2 separate regions of the Homo sapiens genome follow, and region 2 is linked to region 1. Evidence: read pairs that join two places in POLR2A ChIA-PET (ENCODE). Cell type or tissue: OCI-LY7. All regions are shown on one strand.

Region 1 (2,500 bases):
TGACTTAGCATACCTAAAACCACTTGCAGGAGTTTTGAAATTCAAACAATACAAATAACTGTTTAATGTGATGCATCCATGTCATTCCTCCTTATTCTTGAATTACTCTCTTGAACTATGTAGATAACAGTGTTAAGTAAATGTCCTTACATATTGCTTAACATATTTGCCCATCTTTTCTAGTTTCCCTACAGAAAATGTCTTCATAGTATCCTAGGGGTTCTTGGCCCATCCTCCAACCCTAAAGGTAAGACTACTGTAATTAAGGGGAATTCTTTACTCAGTATTGGTGCTTTAATGGGGTCTTCCTGAAATGAACTGTGAATCTCTAAGAAAATTATCCTATAAATTTCACTAACTCAACCATAATTTTTCCTTCCATCCTGTATCCCTCTCTTCTTTATAAGCAATTATATCCAAGCTGGGCGCGGTGGCTCACTTTGGGAGGCCGAGCACTTTGGGAGGCCGAGGCGGGTGGATCACAAGGTCAGGAGTTCAAGACCAGCCTGGCCAGCATGGTGAAACCCTGTCACTACTAAAAATACAAAAAATTAGCTGGGCATGGTGGCACGCACCTGTAATCCCAGCTACTTGGGAGGCTGAGACAGGAGAATTGCTGGAACCTGGGAGGTGGAGGCTGCAGTGAGCCGAGATCACACCACTGCACTCCAAGAAGAGCAAGTCCATCTCAAAAATAAATAAATAAATAAATAAATAAATAAATAAATAAATAAAAATAAGGAATTATACCCCAAGTCTCTTTCTGCAGCCCAGCTACCAGACTCTTCTAGTTCTCCCTTCTTACCCTTATTTCCACCTCTTATATTGCTTCATTTTCTGAGACTTTTGGTCCCCTAACAGAAATTATAAATATTAACACTAGTATAAGGCCAAACTAAAAAGTTCCAGACTTTAAAAAAGGGACCAGGCTACTAAGCTTTCTTTAGGTCTTTGAATTCAGCCTGTTTTCTCCAGGTCCAAATGCATTCAAAATTGCATTAGCCTTGGTGAGGAGGGTCATCTACAAGCTGATCCTCACCAAGGGTGTCCCTCATTAGGCACTATTGTAGTTCTGAGACTGAGGAGGGAGAAGGATCCCCTCCTAGAGAGTCCATCAGATAGGCCCCTTAGGTAGAGAAAAGACATCCTCCAAGACTCAGACTTTGTTCTTTACTTAGCTCTGACTGCTATATGGTGGACTTCTTAAAGGTTTCTTCATGCTGCCTCCCTCAGGGTTGGTTTGGCCTGGATAAAATGCCCTTCATTCCTTTAGAGCTGTCAATACTATCTGTAGTTTACAAACATGCCAGAGCAAGATATCAAAAAGTCCATCCATTTACAGGTCCTAGAGAACCTGGGTCTAAGTAAATTTATTTCATGGCTATACCTTCTTATTCCACAGAAGTATGCTGTAGCTGAAGGTTGCAAATTGAGAATGGTCCACTAACAAACTACCCACTTAGAGGGTATGAAAGACAAACTCAGTATCAGTCTCTTTCTCTCAGCCTTGGAGTACTAATTTTTTGAGATAAGAGATATGAGAGAAATCCAGTGGTCAAAGTGTTTTGGCACCCCAGTGATTAATCACCAGGACATTAAAGCAACTCTTATCTGCTTTCTCTTAGATACCAGAGAGCCCTCTTCTCACCAAGCTTTACTTCCCACAGACACCATCTGCAACTGAGCTTAGAAATGTCATCAGCAAAAGCAACAATCTCAGGATATGGAAGAAGAGGATAAAAAGGTGAAGGTTGAAAGAGGGGAAGCAGGAAGACAGAAAGATGACTCCCTGCCTTTCCTGGCCAGGGTACAAAATAATCTTTTGTACCCTACATAACACAAATGAAAAGCTCCTTTCATAGCTCCTAGCAATAAGAAAGTATGGTTAGTTTACTTTCTCCTTCACTTTCCACTACAGTAGGTTGAGGATCCAGATAGACATTTGTCTTCTGAATTGACTCTCATTACCTTTCAAAACAATGAAATAGCAGTAACTCTAAATACCTGGTAGGGTTAAGCAATCAATACCGATGGTAGGCCTAAATTATTCCAGTTGAATGGTGAGTGGGGAGAAAGAGAAATAGGGAAAAGAAGTGGGTGGATAGGAGATGGAGAGACAGTTGCGTACAGTAAGGAGTACCACCAGTAATTCCTTCAGGTGTCGTACTCCCCCAGTCTTTCAACTCTGGCTTGGAGTAATCTCCTACTTGAGAGAATTCCTAATTAGGAACACTGGAGGTGTTCCTACAGATAAGAACTGTCACACCTGGACAGTAAAATTAACCAAAGTGTCCAGGAATGCTCACCTTGCCTCTCAGGACAACCAGAAGACTCAGCAGTTCCACCTCTCCCTTGGAATGGTTGAGTGCTTCCTCCCTTGAGGAATTCCCCATTCCCATTCCACTTAGCCCTTATGGATGATTAGGATATGAAAAGTCACTCCATAGTTAAAAAACAGTCAAGCTATGAGGCAATCTTTAATAACAATGGAAATCCCAAG
Region 2 (2,500 bases), 320 kb before region 1:
CTCTCTCTCTTTTTTTTTTTTTTTAATTTTTGAGATGAGGTCTCTCTACATTGCAGGCTGGTCTCAAACTCCTGGGCTCAAGCGATCCTCCCACCTCATCCTCTTGAGTAGCTGGGACTAGAGGCATGTGCCACCATGCGTAGCTGGGGATCTTTTTATAATCGGTGGTAACTAGTACCCAACCCAGTCCCCAGCACATAGTAGGCCTGTAGTCATATTTGTTTAATAAATTAATGAATGAGTTGCCTGTGTGTTTGATCATTTGACTCTTTTCTTGCCCAGCTTTTATAGTAAAGGGGGGAAGGAAAATAGAGACATTGAAATTGGTAAATTTTGCTGGCTAATTTGTTAAAGGTACTGTTAAAGGTTTGGTAGAAGAGATTGAAGTATTGGCTAAATCCAATGCGTGAATACGGCCATTTTTCTAATCCATGCCCCCCACAAAATACAATGCCTTCTAACTTTTGGCTTTATTTAATAATTTTGGTACATTTTTTATTTCAGTGAAGCACTGCAGTTTCCACTATAAACCTTTTCTTCACAATAGATGTTTTGATTCTTAAAATTGTTGAACATCACTTAATTTGAATACTCTATCACAGCAACATCAGTTCATTTAAGAAGTAATGTATATTAGAGAGACTATTAATTTACCAGAATATTTGGCACATCAGAACAATTTCCTCTAGGAGTTTGTGGATATGAGAAAAAGATCACTCTCACAAACCTATAACATTTTTATGGATATGGAATTACATCATAACTGATGGAAAATATTGTCCAGTATGAAAACTGGAAGTAACTAATTTTTATAATATATAACAACTAGTCATTTTTGCTGTCATCTACCTCTATCTCTTAGTTAAGAAATCCCTTGACCTAGACTGCTAAAAATCACTAATAGTTGATTTATATGCTTACATACAGTGTAGGCAGTTCCACAAAGGTGCTTCACGGGCTAACTTGATTTAAATTTCATTTGAATTTCACATAAAATTCCAGACTTTAAAGTATTGAAGATGATCAGTGTATAAATTTATCCTCTGACCTCAAAATGAGGCTTTTTTTTCCAAATATTAAAATTTTATAAACATGATGAGTAAAATCATGGTGCTGCTGGTCTTTTTTCTCCTGTGCATATTTTCTCATGTAAAATTATTATTATTATTATTATTATTTTGAGATGGAGTCTCGCTCTTGTTGCCCAGGCTGGAGTGCAGTGGTGCAATCTTGGCTCATTGCAACCTCTGCCTCCCAGGTTCAAGCAATTCTCCTGCCTCAGCCTCCCGAGCAGCTGGGATTACAGGCTCCCGCTACCACGCCCGGCTAATTTTTGTATTTTTAGTAGAGACAGTATTTCACCATGTTGGCCAGGCTGATCTCGAACTCCTGATCTCAGATGATCCGCCCGCCTTGGCATCCCAAAGTGTTGGGATTACAGGCATGAGCCACCACGCTGTAAAAGTTATTTAAGTAAGAATATTATTAACAGTTTGTGACCAGCTGGCCAACATGGTGAAACCTTATCTCTACTAAAAATATGAAAATTAGCTGGGTGTGGTGGCACGTGCCACCACCAGCAAGGCAGGAGAATTGCTTGAACCTGCGAGGCCGAGGTTGCAGTGAGTGGAGATTGCACCACTGCACTCCAACCTGGGTGACAGAGCCAGACTCCGTCTCAAAAAAATAAATAAATAAAAAAGAATATTACTAACTGTCTTATTCCCTGTACTTTATTAAGTGCCTGTAAAGGCTAAGGCTCAGCTGCTTGGGACATGCTTCTGTCACAGTATAGTAATCAACTACTCACTAACAAAGACATGTAACATGTAACCTTACAAGCATTTAAAAGAGTTATTATATACATGTTATATTGTACATATACAATATACATGTTATATTGTACATATACAATATACATGTTATATTGTACATATACAATATACATGTTATATTGTACATATACAATATACATGTTATATTGTACATATACAATATACATGTTATATTGTACATATACAATATACATTGTATATTATAATACATGTTACATCATCATCGTATATTATAAATCTTAAATACTTATAATAAAGTTGGGGCATTTCTTGTTTGATTTTTATGTTCAGAATGAAATAAAATGAATGTTAAATATTTTTGTGATTCAACTTTGAAGCAAAGATTACTTATCATCCTTTCTCAAGTTTCTGGGAGTAGTTTAATTAAAAACTGTTCTGAAATAATAAGGTGAAGCACTCCTGCCTCAGCCTCCTGAGTAGCTGGGATTACAGGCATGTGCCAATACTGCCCGACTAATTTTTCAGATTTGAATTAGTAGGGCTAGGAGACCAGAATGCACAAACAAGTAACAGCTTCTAAGTGTGCCAAGCCAATAGCATAGTATGCACATCTCAATAAAAGGAATTTGGAGATTCTCAAAGGACTCTATAGATATCCATTGCAAACATCAATGACCTAGTATGGACTTAGTTGCCCCAGACCT

The links. ChIA-PET counts read pairs that join two places held together with the same protein. Peaks named below come from ENCODE experiments on the same cell type or tissue, not always from the same donor. Only the 100,000 strongest peaks of a DNase experiment are listed, where the experiment ranks them.
Region 2: POLR2A ChIA-PET joins it to region 1 with 5 read pairs; 2 of 35 experiments call an interaction of 5 or more read pairs at or near these places.

Annotation. Positions count from the first base shown.
Region 1 is chr17:39,535,781-39,538,280 of GRCh38, reverse strand. It overlaps a transcript of CDK12 not described here. Among named protein-coding and RNA genes, the nearest start is that of NEUROD2, 71 kb to the left of the region's middle. In OCI-LY7, no CTCF peak of the experiment used is centred here; no DNase peak of the experiment used is centred here.
Region 2 is chr17:39,855,487-39,857,986 of GRCh38, reverse strand. All of the region lies in intron 1 of IKZF3 (IKAROS family zinc finger 3), which reads left to right. Among named protein-coding and RNA genes, the nearest start is that of IKZF3, 7.6 kb to the left of the region's middle. In OCI-LY7, no CTCF peak of the experiment used is centred here; no DNase peak of the experiment used is centred here; H3K27ac peaks cover 275 bases.